Regions from separate parts of the Homo sapiens genome. Here region 1 is linked to region 2. Evidence: chromatin loops called from intact Hi-C (ENCODE). Cell type or tissue: heart right ventricle. All regions are shown on one strand. Each heading gives the region's core, and the rest is flanking DNA. Links, peaks and the distances in the headings are about the cores only. Region 1 overlaps KIAA1549L (KIAA1549 like). Region 2 holds the start of LOC105376617 (a long non-coding RNA gene).

Region 1 (8,338 bases), core at 166-8,165, 56 kb before region 2:
TACCATGCTTCTAATTAGGCTTTGTTGGTATGACAAGCTATTGATATCAAATCACACCATGACAGGGTTCACAATGCATGTGTCACTGTGTTAATACCTGTAGAAAAAAAAGAAAAAAGTTGGGGAGTTTATAGGGAGGCTGATTGGTTCTTTAGCTTTTATTTTGTACTTCAGGGAGTTTTACTTCAGTGGTCTTTGGGATAGGAGCTGGGATGGGAGCTGTTTTTCCTGGATTTCATGCTGACACTCAGGGAAAATGAATCAAAGCCACGAAATCAAGGTGAGAGGTGGGGCTAAATTTTATGAATTGTGTTAACATAATCATTTTCATGTACAAATTAAAGAAACTTAGGAAGTTACTTGAGAAACAAAAATTTCAGTTAAGGCTTTTTATGAAAAGAGAATGAATGAAGAATGAACCAAACTTGTTTCTGTAGAGAGGCATCACCTCTGCCTAGCACAGGTGCAGGCCAGATTCTTGGGGCCTTTTGATGACCTGCTAATGCCACGTGTATTGTAGCTAATTCTCAGCAAATGTTCATTGAATAAATGGTTTCATGATCATAAAGCACCAAAAACAACTTTTAAAACATTTTTGACCAGTTAAGGGGAAAATAATGGAGAGCCATAAACTGGGTGAGCTAGGAATAGGAATGGAGAGAGGATCAGCCAGAGATGAGAATGGGGAGGGACAGACAGAAAAAAGAGAGTGACAACCTCGGTAAGCTCAGAGGTATTATTCTTGACACACTCTGCTGTTGACTCCAGAGACTGCTGACTGTTTATCTGCTATCACAGGTTAGAGTTACCTGTTAATTACTGTTCACAGTATAACCCTCCAGAGGTTCTGCTTTCAGTGACCAAGCCACAGCAGGACAAGTGAAGGAATCATGCTCTAGTCCAGAGGTAGCATCAGTGTATTAGGCCAGTCTCTTTTTATTTTTTTATTTTTGTAGAGATGGGGTTTTGCCATGTTGCTCAGGCTGGTCTCAAACTCCTGGGCTCAAGCAGTCCTCCTGCCTTGGCCTTCCAGAGTGCTGGGATTACAGGCGTGAGCCACTGCGCCCAGCCAACCATTCTTGCATTGCTATAAAAAATACCTGAGACTGGGTAGTTTTTTTTTTTTTTCTTTTCTTTTAGGTTTGAAGTTACATGTGCAGGTTTGTTATATCGATAAACTTCTGTCATGGGGTTGGTTGTATGGATTATTTCATCACTCAGGTATTAAACCTATTAGCCAATAATTATTTTTTCTGCCCTCTCCCTCCTTTTACCCTACACCCTGAAGTATACCCCAGTGTCGGTTGTTCCATTTATATTCATGAATTCTCATCATTTAGCACCCACTTATAAGTGAGAACATATGGTATTTGGTTTTCTGTTCCTGTATTAGTTTGCTAAGGATAATAGCCTCCAACTCCATCCATGTTTCTGCAAAAGACATGATCTTGTTCTTTATTATGGCTGTATAGTATTCCATGGTGTATATGTATCACATTTTTTTTCATCCAGTCTGTCATTTATGGGCATTTAGGTTGATTCCATATCTTTGCAATTGTGAACAGTGCAGCAGTGAACATTCTCATGCATGTGTCTTTATGGTGGAATGATTTCTGTTCCTCTGGGTATATAATAGTAATGGAATTGCTGGCTCAAATGGTAGTTCTGTTCTTAGCTCTTTAAGGAATTGCCATACTGCTTTCCACAATGGTTGAACTAATTTACACTCCCACCAACAGTGTATAAGAGTTCCCTTTTTCCTGTAACCTCACCAGCATCTACTATTTTTTGACTTTTTAATCATAGCCATTCTTACTGGTATGAGATGGTACCTCATTTTGGTTTTGATTTGCGTTTCTCTTGTGATCAGTGATACTGAGCTTTTTTCATATGCTTGTTGGCCACATGTATATCTTCTTTTGAAAAGGAGACTGGGTAATTTATAAAGAAAAGAGGTTTAATTGGCTCACAGTTCTGCAGGCTGTGGAAGCAAAGCACCAGCATCTTCTTAGGCCTCAAGGAGCTTTTACTCATGGTGGAAGGAAAAGCAGAAGCAAAAGAGATCTGGGGCAGGGAGATGCCATACACTCTTAAACAACCAGATGTCGCGAGAACTCATTGTCACAGGGACAGCACCAACCCATGAGGGATCCACCCCCATGATCCAGTCACCTCCCACCAGGCCCCACCTCCAACACTGGGGATTACATTTCAACATGAGATATGGGTGGAGACAAATATCCAAACTAGATCAATCAGTAACCAGAATTTTACCTTAAGACCTAAATTAAATCAAATAAAAGACAAAGTTTAGGTTCCAAATGTTGACTCATCACTAAATCTTTTAAAATCATTTTCAGAGCCTTAAAAAAATCAGAACACTTCATTTTTACATTATAAACTCTTACCCAGAGACACAAAGTACATAACATAATTGAGATGGTTGCTGTTGGCGGCCCCAGTCCATGCCCTCAGCTCTCCCTGAGCCTGTCCAGGCCAGCAGCATCCTACTTGCTACAGGCATCTGTGACTCCAACTTAAAGGCTTTTTCTCGGCAGCCACCAACCAGAAGTGTCATGTAGTTAAGACACTGTGGAGCATCCTCAGTTTGTAACAGATGGAAACTGATGGATAAATACCCCTGGCAAGGGAACTGGAAGCGTAAGTTACACTGTTGCAATAACTACATTTTCTAGTTTCTATATTTGATGATTTGGACATCTGGGGCCTTGCTGACCCCAGAGAAACTGTCCTTCCCAGGCTACTGTCCTCCCCAGGCTAGTAAAGGACTCACTGGCAGACATGCCTTTCATGTGCAAAGCAGCCAGTGCAGAGGCCAAACATGAACTGCCTGCTCTATATGGTCTCACAGGGCTCTCCACCCTGAGTCACTGTCTGTCTGCCCTGATTACCCCAGGGCCAGGTACCAGACAACTCAGGACAGCCCTTGTGCCCCAGAATCTGCCAAAAGTATTCAATCAAAATTAGTCACACTCCCCTGTGGTATGGCCTGTTCCCTCCTCTTGGGATCTGTGAGTGTAACAAGATATATATATATATATATATATATATATATATATATATATATATATATATATATTTTTTTTTTTTTTTTTTTTTTTTTTTTTTTGGTGTAGGGGCTGGGGGAGATGGAGTCTCCCTCTGTTGCCAGGCTGGAGTGCTGTGGCGCTATCTCGGCTCACTGCAACCTCTGACTCCCTGGTCCAAGTGATTCTCCTGCCTCAGCTTCCCAAGTAGCTGGGATTACAGGCACGCGCCACCACGCCCAGCTAATTTTTGTATTTTTAATAGAGACGGGGTTTCACCATGTTGGGCAGGATGGTCTCAATCTCCTGACCTCTTGATTGGCTTGCCTCAGCCTCCCAAATTGCTGGGATTACAGGCATGAGCCACAGTGCCGGGCCTCAAGCTATATTTTTAATGGCAGTCTTGTCCTGATCTATTGGCCATGCCATACCTAAATAATAAAACCTACCTTTTAAAACAACTGTCTCCCACACTTTTCCAGTGGGCTTGAGCCTCCGTTACCCAAAACACAAATCTACTCCATATCATACCCTTTATTGATTTTCCTTCCTTCCCTCTGTCATTTCCCCACTCCCCAGCTAGTGCTTCCTGGAGCCACCTCCCAAATAAATGACTTACACTCAAATCATTCTAGAACCTGCTTCTAGGGAACCCCACGTAAGGTAATAATATATAAAGATGGAGTTGCTCTGATGGAAGCTGGGCCTCCTCCCGCTCCTCAGTCCTTTCCAGGCCATCTCTGTGGAACCCCAGGGTTCCATAGAAAGAGAACATAATTTGAGAGTTACTTTCTTAAACTGTATTGGGATTAACCAGCAAGTAAAACTCATCATTACCCACCCAGCAGTATTTTCAGAGGTAAGAAACTTACTTCTCAAGTTTGTATGCTTCAAAATGTATTGCCTTTAAAAAGTATATAGCAAAATATCAACAAGAAATGAATATACCTAATGGGATGCTATCTTATTAAAACAGGTAATTTCTCTACCTGAGAGTCTAATTTATTTTTACATAGATGCTTGCACACCAGGCCTGCATTGGTGGTCTGGAAATTGAAATCCATGTTAAACAGCAGCCTTTAAGCTGTATATTTTAAGGGGATGTTGCCTCCGAGACAAAAGTAGACTGGTATACACTTCAATGTCGACACTTTTACCTACATTTACAGTTCTTGACAGGGCTTACACACTCTCGCTATTGTACTTCTAACACTTGCAAAATAACCTACTTAAGTGTCAATTGCTAATCTTAGTATTTACTCCACCACCACCCTTATTAGTAAATCTTTTCTAAATGGGCTAATTGATAATCTCAAGACAGTTGTAAAGTCTGCCTTTTCCCAAAAACGATGTGTAATTAGGTCAAGGATGAGAATTCCTCTCGAGTCTGCAGAAGGTGTGAATCACTAGGAGCAGATTGTTTCAACAGCTCACTGAGGTTGTGCTTCCCTAAAGGAAGCCTCTAATTGCAGATAGCTATAGGGCACAGTTTATACTATTAGCTTGTGAGTGCCGTTATTAGAGTTAGTCAGACTTCTTTGGGCTGCAAATGATGGAAATCCAGCACAAACTGGTTAAATAAAAGGGGAATATATTATTGAGCATTATTGAAAGGTCCAGGCTTCGGCTTGGCTGGATCCAGGGGTCAGATGATGTCTCCTATGTTAGATCTTGCTCTCTTTTCACTCTCTGCTGCCCCCATTTTCAGGCAGGCTCTTACCTCATGGTGACAAACCGGCTGCCAGCAACTCCTGGCATATATCCTATCTTCTTAGAAACCCCAATACCAAGAGAACGCCTCTTTCCTAGTTTCCCTAGCAAAAGCCCTGAGACTCAGTCCCACCAGAACAACTCAGGTCAGATGCCCAGCCCCTGACCCATCACTGTGGCCATGGGGATGTGATGCTGGGATTGGTCCAGCCTGAATCACATGCCTACCCCTGGAGGAAAGGGAGCCCCCAAGTGACATCATGATGCTCTTACCAAAGGAAGGTTATCACAGGTAATAGGCAAGCAAAGGCAACAGATGCTCTTTGAGCAGGTATAAGCTCTTCATGGTGAAGGTCTAGAACCAGTGGTGTCTGCTGTATTCCCAAGGCTAATGGCAAGGGTAATGCTTTGCCTTAGAATTCTACTGCCTCTCCTAGACTATGTATGATTGTAATTCTGTGACTAACTTACTGTGTGTCTATGAAAAAAAATGTGTAAGCCTGCCAGGTTTCTGGGGCTTCCCACATAGTCACTGGGAAGAAATAATACAGTCTCTTCACCTTCAACCCATGAATAGCTAGAATCTTAGAATAGAGACACTACATAGGCGGTGTTGGCGGGCACGGAGGCTCACACCTGTAATCGCAGCACTTTGGGAGGCTGAGGTGGGCAGATCTCTTGAGCCCCAGAATTCGAGACCAGCCTGGGCAACATGGTGAAACCCTGTCTCTACAAAAATTACAAAAAAATTAGCCTAGCTTTGTGGTATGTGCCTGTAGACCCAGCTACTCAGGAGGGTGAGATGGAAGGATCACCTAATCCAAGGAGGTCAAGGCTGCAGTGAGGTTATACCGCTGCACTCCAGCCAGGGTGACAGATTGAGATTCTATCAAAAAAAAAAAAAAAAAGGAATGTTTGGAGAGTTTTCTGAAGATAGATAGTCTTAGAATGCAAGTTAATCACAGGGAGACTTATAGCTGGGTGAGAAGGAAGTGCTATCCCTTTGCCACCTTGCAGGATCGTGTGGAACTCACTTGTCCCCAATAAGCCTCACCCCCACTTGTAAAATTACCTCTTGTGGAAGAAGAAAAGCATAGCCAATCTCCTCACTATGTTGCTATTTACTTCCCACTCTTTGAAAAGATTTTTCTAATGACAAGTGGAGACAATACAGGGGTGACAAATGTATGAATTTTTTAGCAGTAGCTGAGTGGAGTCCCTGAATGTGCCACTCCCTGGGCCTGAAATGCTCTGTGCCCAGATCAATGTGTGACTGGCTCCACTTAGGACTCAGCTGAATTGTCACCTCCCCAGAGAGGCCTTCCCTGATCATCCTATCTAAAGTTGTCTCCCATCCTAGTCCCCGTTTGTCACAGCTTAATAGCACTTATCACTCTGAAATTACCATGTTAATTATCTGTCTCTCTCATTAGGATGTAATCTCTAGGAGAGGAGGGGCCATAATCTGTTTTGTTCACTGTGGATGTTCATCATCTTCCATGGTGCCTGGCACATAGTAGGCATTCGGTAAATGATGGAAGCCTCGGTGGATGGATGGATGGATGGATGGATGGATGGATGGATGGATAGGTAGGTGGGTGGATGGATGGATGGACGGATGGACAGATGGGTAGGTAGGTGGATGGATAGATGTGGATGGATGGACGGATGGACGGATGGATGGATGGATGGATGGATAGGTGGGTGGGTGGATGTGAGGGTGGATGAATGGATAAGCCCCAAATTACATCTGGGTTTATGGCTTCTTAGTCCGGAAGGAAATCTACTGTGGTAATAGCAGAAAAGAAATCTATCCACAGTCATAATGTTAAGCAGCCCACTAGCTACAGGGTTTATTAACACATCATAGAATCCTGCGTGTGAAACCAGAAAGAGTAAAAGGAACAGGAGGTTGCTGAGTCAACAAAGTCAACAAAGGCAAGTTTGTTCCCATCAGCGTTAGCTGTCCTAGAGGGTCAAGGGAGAACCCCTGGTCTTGCCATCAGCAGAATTTTAAATGAGGTTGCAATGTTGCAATTGACTGTAGTTACCTAGTTTCCATATGAAAGAACACTTAACAATTCAGCCAAATGATTACAGCATCTGGAAAAAAAAAAATCTTTATTTCACTCTTTCTACAGCCCCTTATATCCTGGGAATAAATGCCATCAATTCTGAGATTTGTGAGGCAAATCCAAACCCTTCATTGGTTGCCTGTACTTTGGATCAGTGGAGAATTCCATCTGTCAGGGCATTTGCTGCATCATAACAGTTGTTGAATTTTCTTCAGGCAACAGATGAAGAACTCTGTCTACAGAAGCCGGCAGTCTCTGAACAGCCCGAGTCCAGGGGAAACCGAGATGGACCTTCTGGTGACTCGGGAGCGACCCCGGCGTGGAATCCGCAACAGCGGATACGATGTGAGTCTCTGGTGGGCTGGGTAAATACAAGCTTTCCTTTCCCCTGAAGGCAAGGGGGATAGGGCATCCCACTGTGTTTTGGTTTACCACATATTTGTGGAATTTTAAAAAGCACTAAAATGTTTTCTATTTTTTTATTACCTATTTTGCAAAGTAGGACTACTTGGAATGTGTCAGAGTAACAGATTATTGCTAAAAGGATCACGATTTCCGAATTGTGCCATGTTATGAATAGCACATTACGGACTTTAAACTCAATGGATATTCTAAATGCCCTTAATTTATTTTCCCCTCTGTCCTTAGAAATTCAGCAGGGACCACGGCCATGGGTTAGAATTCACTTGAACACAGGCTTCTTTTAATTCATAGCGATATTGAAAAGCTGGATTTGTTCCTGATTTCATAACTCCTCGGTATGCCATGGAAACAATGAGATGTCCAACAGGGCGGTTTGATAATTTCATGTGACAAAGCACATGCTTATGTTCAGTGACGTGACCAAGCTGCAGAAATTATTTTAATCCCGTCAGATTTCCCCAGATGAGGAGTTGCAATTTGGTGCCTCATCTCCGGTACCCTGCACCCTGTGACTTGTCCTTGGACCCATGAGCTCAGGTGAATTGTCCTGTGCTGAGAGGTACAGTAATGCCTCACCCTGCCCCAGCATTTCACATGATCTTGAATCTACACCTAGGTTTGTGAACAGTGTTTCCTTCCCATTCCCCTAAAATGTTTCTCTAAATACAAATAAAATTTTTTCTTTAATAAGAGTTATAATTCAAATATATCTAGATAAACTTATGTTATAATTTAAGAAGTTGTAGTTTGACACTTGGTTTTTAAAATATACCATGCTAATTGGAAAGCAACAATATTTTTCTCCCTCAGGATTAGTCATCTTTTGCCACAAAACCTTAAAATGGGATTTTTTAATGGTCCAATTAAAAACAGAGATATTCTACCTAATTTGAATTTCTAATCACCTTCCTTATATTTAAACTTGATGTTTGTGTTAGTAGTGTTACCCTTATCTTTTGTTTCTTTTTCCTTTTTCATAAAACAGTTTGGTAGTTTAGTTTTATAAATTATAGATGCTTTGGGCAAATCTTTTATTTTTCCACTAGGTTAAATTATTCAATGTTAATTTTTCTCCTTATAAAA
Region 2 (8,338 bases), core at 310-8,309:
TCCAAATTACCTTTTTTTTTTTTGAGACGGAGTCTCACTCTGTCGCCCAGGCTGGAGTGCAGTGGTACAATCTCGGCTCATTGCAGCCTCTGCCTCCCGGGTTCAAGTGACTCTCCTGCTTCAGCCTCCCAAGTAGCTGGGACTACAGGCGCATGCCACCATGCCTGGCTAATTTTTTTTGTATTTTTAGTAGAGAAGGGGTTTCACCATTTTAGCCAGGATGGTCTTGATCTCCTGACCTCATGAGCCGTCCACCTCGGACTTCCAAAGTGCCGGGATTACAGGCGTGAGCCACCGAAATTACCTATTTTCTAAACAAACTGACTCTGAGTTTTATATCTATACAATGGTATGTGGCTTCCATTTTCTTCTAAGTTCTCTTCCATGTCCTCAGCCCCCTCCTGCTTCCAGTGTCAAGTGTGTCCTGTGACTTGAGCTCCTTCCTCATGCCAGGCCCTGTCCTTCTCTCCCCACGCCCTCTGCAGGTGCCCCTCCCAGGGTACATCGAGGCCTACCCCCGATCACGGTACCCCCAGAGCTCTCCCTCCAGGCTTCCTCGTCAGTACAGCCAGCCAGCCAACCTGCACCCCAGCCTGGAGCAGGCCCCGGCGCCCTCCACAGCGGCCTCGCAGCAGAGCCTGGCAGAAAACGACCCGTCTGACGCTCCCCTGACCAACATCTCCACTGCGGCCCTTGTGAAGGCCATCCGGGAGGAGGTGGCCAAGCTGGCCAAAAAACAGACAGACATGTTTGAGTTCCAGGTCTAACGCCTTAGCCCCGTGGGACTCTGGACTTCCAAACTCTGAGGACTCAGCCTTTGGGTTTCCCATGCCTACGTGTTAGGACTTGAGACATAGCAATGGGTGAGTCTTTCTCACCCTCCATTTCTGAAAAGGTGAACTATGGGGCTTCTGGGAACAGGAAACTCTTGAACGACTAGATTCTTGGCTCATCCAACTGATTGTGGGTCAAGTCCCTGGCTTGGGGCCTTATGTTTGATACTCTCTCATGTCAAATGTTTGAACTTTGGGCATGTGCCCTATGGAAGCTTAGTCACAAGAGGCACTAGCTAATCTACAGATTCCTATCCAATGCCACATTTTAATAAATCACCGGAAGCGGGAGAATGTAGCTCTTATCTTCGGTGACCTCTGCATGTTAACTCTGTTTCTGTGTTAAAGGCAATGCAGGAGTGTGGATTAAGCACCAGACTGTATTCTCATTCAACCATGACCGTGCGCATTAAAATCAGTTTGTAAGGGAGACACTGACTCCAGCCAAGAAACCTGAGCCCCTTTTTTTTAGGTTCATATTCAAAGTCAAATGAACTGGATGAAAGTCAGTACCAATGGCTGTGCCTATAAATAGACCTGATTCTTTGTTTCCCTCGTCAATTAAACAAAGGCCAAGAAAGAGAGAAGATGAGAGGGAATGGTGGATTTGCGTTGACAGATTTTTTAAAAGGTGTTGCCATTTTGGAAATAAAAGTCCCCTACAAGTTAGGATCTAACTGAAAGAGAATCGGTGCTAAGAGCTTTTAGGATCCTACAAAAGAAACACAGTTATTTGTGAAGGTTTTTCTTTGCCTTGTTTTGAAGGTGGCCTGAGAATGGAGCTTCTCTTTTTCTTGGGATAATAGATACATCAACTTTTACAAGAAAATCTCTGTCTCTTCAACAATGATGTCCAGTGTGTGCTGCTGAGTGGTACAAAAGGAAATAGTACTTGATTCCTGTTAGAAACAGGAGTGGTAGAACCACAGTCTTCCCAGGCCGCAGCCTCTGTTTATAGAAGCTTCTGAATGTAGAAAAGCTGTTGAATTTCATTTAAATGTAAATAACCTTTTAAAAAGCGTATGGAGTTAGCCAGTTCCCCCTAGTTAATGGACATAGGAAGACATTTGCTGAAATGGTAGGGTGGCCACTTTGTGACCATGATGTTGCAAGTTGCCCTCCCTGGCATGGTGAGTTGGCTTCCAGAGCTGTGGGTAGAGGACATCGCCTCACGGCACTGAGGCACCAGCCGCTGCCTACCCATCAATGCAAGCAAAACAGCTACTGACTTTGTGTAGCAGGGAGATTGGGGACTCTGGTTCCCTCGCCAAGTGTGGCAGCCTGTGCAGTGTTGGGGGCTTACTTGGTATCTGTTGGAGAATGAGGTCCTGTCCTGCTTTCACCCATGACCCATCTAGCTTCAGCTGTATCCATTTTCTTCTGAGCCCATCTTCCATTGTCCTCAACGAGTTTCTTTGGTCTTTACTGAAAGAAGATAGTAGAAATTTAAAAGTTGAGAGAAGACTAGAAATGGAACTGATTAGAAGGGGAGGTTCAAACTGTCAATGCACAGACTTTTCAAAGAAGTTGTTTATATTTTCCAATGGCAAACTGCCCTTTCTGGAATGTTCAGAGATGATGTGTCATGGAACCTTCAAACAAGTCTCTTGTTCGGATGATAATAGGTAGTGTCCTTTTAGTATGCTGGTTGATCTTTCATAGTGTTAGTGTTTTGTTACTTAAAAAGGAAATCAGCTATAAATAAAATGTATTTTTGTAATTCCCGTGTGTATATATGGTATATTTCTATCAATGGCCAGTTGTTGTAGTCCAAAACCTAAATCAGTTTGCAAAACACTGTGGACAGTGCGAGATTTTATTGACAGGTTAACACAATGCCTACGTCTATCCACATAGGCATTCAATGCACTTGAATGAACAAAGAGCCAAAGAAACTCAGCCTGTTCATGCAAATGGTATGAGTCTGATAAAATCAGCTACATTGTCCTGCTTTATCAATAATAATATTTCATTAGTGCAATGATATCAACCAGTACTTTGTCTACTTGGTAAATGCCTGGAAATACTGTATGTGAAAATGATGTTTCAAGATCTTACTGTAATTGAAGTATACGTAAATGTTTCAGAAGACAGTGTCTGAAATTTGGCTGTTTCAATGACTTACAGAGACTGAGTCTACAGTTTGCAGAGCTATGGCTCCAGAGTGCTAAGAGGGTGGAGTCACAAATCACTGTGGTCTTTACAGAGCCCCAGGAAATACTGAGTGAGTCAACTGAGACGACTAAAAAGATAGCATGCTAAATCAGATACTGTCTTAAACTAGACACCATGGGTTCAAGAATAGTATTAATAGATGAGAGGAAAACCTTAAGTTGGAAAGAAATCAGTCTGTTCATGTTATCCCACTCATGGGGAGACAGAGCCACTCTGGTCAGATTTTCTGTGAGTGAGATGTGGTCCCTTCCCTGAAGAATCTCCTAACCTCATAGAGGTGAGAGAGATGACTGGACAGCTGACTCTAAGAGATGGTCAAAAGTGCCTCAAGGAATTGAAATAAGGTTCCCAGAGAGCCCTGAGGAGGCAGCAATGAACAAACACCCTGTTCATCAGAACCCTCTAGATAGTCACAGAAGCCACAAAAGGACCTTGGTTGACCTTGGAGGAGGAAGCAGAAGTACCACGAAGTGGAGTGACTGGCCCAGTGATTCAGTCCCAACCTCCTGGTTCACGAACCTGCTTGCTTTCCATCTCGCCATGTGGCCTGCAGGCTTGTCAGTAACACATTTCTTTAGCTGTGCCTAGAGGTTTAAAAAAAAGATAAGGGTCATATGAAGAACTCCATAATGTTCTTGCCAAGAAAAAAGATGATTGAGTATATAACGAACTTCAGATACAGTGTATAGAGGATGATGCATTTGTGGCATAATAAATAGTTTTCAGTGCTGGTTTTGATATGAGTTTTCTGCATTCATGAAAAAGAAATGCATTTTGGCTTTTTCCAGAAAGAGTACCATCAAGGAAACGGAGACCTCAACTGCTGTTCTAGACTGTGGGGGTGCATTCCTGTCTCAGCACCAAGGATCCCAACAGGCAGGCAGGGAGGCCCTTGACTTTGTGTCACTGTGAGGCAGCAGAGTCCATGCTCTGCATCAGGGGAGGTGCAGTAAAGGTCCATTGTGTGGCTTGAGACCTATGATCTGAGGCTTGTGCATAATAAGATGGCAGCTGTTACCTACAGAGCAAGGAGTTTCCTCTTTCAGGGTAGATTATGTAAGAATCAATTCCCTGGTCCCAGGAGAAGTTTTATTGTGAGTTTGTTAATTTAAGAACTCACTCAGCAGAAGGACATGTAATGTCTGAGTAATCTTGATGGAAGAAAGGAAATAGATCTGTGATTAAAACACACACACACACACACACACACACACACACACACCCTACTTCGGAGAGAGAATGTAGAATGGAGGAGGTGAGGAATTTAACTAATAGAGATGCTTTTTCTAACAGGCAGAAATTAGAGAAATGGATCAAAAGATTTAAACATTGATTACATATAAACGAGTTTCCTTTTTTTCTACATAGCACACAGGTGCTCAACATTTAATGAATAATATAACAGATACTGTCTTAAAAGTTTAAAAACAGGATTTGTACTTAATCCTAAATTCCTCTTATCACACACCAGAAAATAATTTGGATTTTATTTACAAACTACATCCAAATACTCTTAAGGAAAGAGTGTCATTTAGCTTGGAGTAGGGACTGACTGGGGTCTAAGTGTTGGAAATTAAATTCTGCCATTCAGTCCAACCTCAAAGGTGTTCCAGGCAAGGAGTTTTGCAAGGACTAGAAACCCTTTCACACTTGAAGTGCAGGTGTTGGCTGAAAGAATAGAGGGACATTTCACAAACACAGAACACGGCTCCCCTACAGGAAAGGGATGGAGACAGCTACCTTTGCTCTTGCTCTCACATTCTCTGTCCTCATGGACTTTCTTCTCTGTTTCCCTCTGCCTATCTATCTGCCTGGTTCTCTTGCTTCTCCTGGCCAACCAGCTTTCTCATTAGTGCATATGTAGCTGAAAAATCCACCCCTCAAGAACCCACTCCACACAACCTTTCCTTTTCAGTACCCACCACGCTCTGACTAGCATCTCTGTGATGCCTAAGGCAAATTTTTGAGGATCTGATTGGTTTAGTTCATCTGCCTATGGGTGAGCCACCCTGGGGTCAGGTGCCTGTCCAATCACCTGTTACCAAGGAGGCAGGGCCGTGTCATTTAAGCATGGCCCCATGGACTGACCCTTTCAGCAGGGACTTTTATTGGGGGCTGGTACCCAGAAGAAGGAGCATGAGTGGGCAAGACCTTCAAAAAGAACCTACTACACACTGGAACTGACTAGTACTCCTGGGATGCCATGCCACGCAGCAGCCAGCACTCGGAGAGCAGTCCCCTGGATACTACCACACAGAGAAAAGGGGCATCTTCACTTGCACATCAGGTGAGGGTGCACACACTTGAAACTCTGCTAGACTGGCCAGAGCTGCCCCAGCCACTTCTCACCCCACCACCAGTTATTGATACAGCCGCTGGGTCTAGGAAGCGATTTCTGAACAAGGCCCAGTTAGCACAATGTCTTGCTCAGCAGACAATAAATACTTGTAAATTGAATTGCATGATCTTAGCTCAGGTGCTACTAATGTGGCTCACGGCCACACACTTGCATGGATAAGAAAACCAATGAGCCCCTCAACAGAGTCTTTTGAAACAAAATTGGTTTCAAGTGAAACTTACATTATTTTTTGGCTGTGACCTTCTGAATATAATAACTTAGTGTCCTGAGAATTGAAAGGCCTCTTGATTTCTTAGGTGAACTGTTACAGAATCCTAGCCTGTGGTAAATGCTAAAATGTAAGGTGTTTCTGAGAAGGAATATTTAGGAAATATAATTGTGCCACACACACATTACTTTAGAAGATATGCAGTTGCTCTGATTCTGCAGGTTTAAAAAAAATGGGAAGTTTGTGATATGGCAGAATCTGTCTCCATTGGTCAAACCATACTTCAGTGAGAGCCATTATAAGTGAAATCTAAAAATTGATCGTTTTCATTCTCTGACTTTGGTCAGACTTTTGCAAATTATGGAGAGAGGCCATCAACATATTTTACATAAATTACTGTGGCCCCATCTTATTTCTCCTCATTTCTTCCTTATGTTTAAACACGCCCCCATCTCACACACAAACTGAGAAAAGATTTGTATCAAACAGAATCAGAGGCATATGAATGGACTGGAAATTGTGAAAAAGGTATAAATATCCTAGACCTTGATCAACTCACTTTAAACTGGTCTCTGATTCCTCATCTGTCAAATGAGTATAAGACCCTCTGTACTTCCCATGGTGATTTTGAGGAGCACATGCATAATGTATCTGAAAATGGCTTGACAAGCACTTGAAGCCATTCTTACTAAATTATTAGTTTTGTAATTCGGTTTTATCCAGGAAAATATTTTAGCTCCTCCTATCTGCTGAATTAATTTATACAGTCACATGTTCCATGACACCATGTTTTGCCAAGGAAAAATAAAGAAATTCCTAAATTTGAAATTGCCCACAAGATCTAGCCTCATCTGGAGTTGCTGTTATTGTCCTTGTTGTCTATGATTTGGAGGATATGTAAGTACTTGTACATGTGCTTTAACTCTGGGTGAAAAACCCCAACCGGTGAGTCTTTAAAACCATATTAGACACATTGGGCAAAGTACTGAGCAGAAGCTTTGAATGTAGCTGTTGTTATTTTAATGCTTCGCTTTCTAATGAACTTTGTACGTCCTTAGCCTCTGCCGGGAACAGAGTGTTCATATGCTGTTAGAATTTTTTATTGTAAAATAAAATGACAAAGGCTTTCATACCCCAAAACCTGCCTGTTTCTCATTCTACCTCCTCCAGATGGTGAGATGGAATCCCTTTCACAAGCCAGCCACAAAACAGTGCCTGTTGGGGGTTGCTAAAGAGCCATTCCAGTCCTGGAGACCACATTCCAGTGTGGTCTCAGGAGCCATCCCAGCTTGGGTGATGAGCTCATGGGCCAAAAAAATGCTCACCCCTGGCCATCCACAGGCCTCAGAGAAGCAGTTTCAGCCTACCCATGACTTAGCAGCTAAAGAAAGATGTATTCCTGGGGCCAACAGGACCCAAGGGAGAAGAAGCCAATGTCCACTTAGGTGCCATTCTCAGAGCATAAAGAAGTCTCATCCAGGTCAGTGGCTCCCAAGGAGTCCAAGAATGACAGTGGTATGGGACACCAGCTCCCCAGACCACCCATCTGTCCTACCCTATGTGAGTCCCAGCAGTCCTGATGCCTGCCTTATGTTCAGCCCTATCCAGAGAACATATGTGGTGCCGCCTGCTCTGCCCTCTGGCTTCCGCCTATTGGACAGGAGAGATATCGACCCAGGAGTCACAAGCTCACAGGCTGACCAGCCACAAAAATGTGGCTCAACACATGGGCTAGGCCAACTGGATTCTCTCTCTAGGAAATACCAAGAGACAGAGTCTGTTATCAGTAGATGTTGAAATTGGGTGGTCAAGACTCAGAGAGGCCATGATGGACCATATTCAAAGCAAAGTTTTAAGAAGGCAGAATATTGAGTAAGAAGTGGCCTTGAGGCCAAGGAGATTTCAAAGGTAAGAAAGCCTGTCTCTTGTAATGAAAACAGACAAACCAACCAATTTCTGAGGCATCCCTGTGCCCTGGTGGTCAGTCACAACCCTGGGACTCTTATGGATCCATTGAGCTTGGGCAGCAACATGGTGCTGCTTCTCACTGAAGCCTAATTTGCTCCAGTTCTCTCCATGTACTTAGAAAGTACTTAAGAGACTGGAGGAGCAACTTTTTTACTCCACTCTCTGCTTCTCTGTAAAGAGGACTCAAATACGCACAAAAGACATTTCCAAAGCCACTATCTTGCTACAGTGAGAAATAAACTTGGAGCCCCTATGAAATGCTTTTTGTGAGGCTCACCGTGGGGTGAAGGCCATTGCAGAGAATAGTACAAGTAGGTCCAAGAACTGATGGGTTCCCTACTCTTCCATTTTTTTTCCTTCCTCCTGGACCCTGGTTGCTCTTGGCTTTCAAGGCAAATGAAATAATCAAGTAAAAGGAAGTGGTGGTGCCTATGTCAGTACCAGGAGTAGGAGGCAGACACAGGCACAGGAAGCTGGAAAAGGCATATTGCAAGCCCAGCTTCGCCTTGCTAAGTCTCCATCATAAACAGGAGAACATACTTCTTCCAAAGGACATTCTGTAGACTTCTGAGTAAATGTCATGCATCCAACTCATGAGCTCTGCTGGCCACTAGAAACCAGAAAGAATGTGCCTACGAAGGAGTGTGGAACCAAGTAATGGAAACATCGTTGAGGGTCAACCACTGGTAAAGTGTACACGGATGAGTAGTAGGTGCTACAGACTGCATGTTTGTGTCACCCCCACTCCCCAGTTCATGTCTTAAAACCTAATCCCCAATGTGAAGGTATCTGGAG

What was found. Hi-C counts contacts between places; a loop is a spot of excess contacts. Peaks named below come from ENCODE experiments on the same cell type or tissue, not always from the same donor. Only the 100,000 strongest peaks of a DNase experiment are listed, where the experiment ranks them.
Region 1: a loop joins it to region 2, with 2.2 times the contacts of the local background. A loop is called at or near these places in 3 of 110 quality-filtered maps.

What each region holds. Positions count from the first base shown.
Region 1 is chr11:33,611,486-33,619,823 of GRCh38, forward strand. It overlaps KIAA1549L (KIAA1549 like), which reads left to right. Exons shown (of 21, transcript NM_012194.3): 16 at 7,048-7,177. Among named protein-coding and RNA genes, the nearest start is that of C11orf91, 85 kb to the right of the region's middle. In heart right ventricle, for the core only: no CTCF peak of the experiment used is centred there; no DNase peak of the experiment used is centred there.
Region 2 is chr11:33,667,388-33,675,725 of GRCh38, forward strand. It overlaps KIAA1549L (KIAA1549 like), which reads left to right. Exons shown (of 21, transcript NM_012194.3): 21 at 486-6,715. The coding sequence ends at 767. LOC105376617 (a long non-coding RNA gene) reads right to left here and starts at 3,600. Exons shown (of 4, transcript XR_007062647.1): 1 at 3,528-3,600; 2 at 2,137-2,258. In heart right ventricle, for the core only: a CTCF peak has its summit at 3,920; no DNase peak of the experiment used is centred there.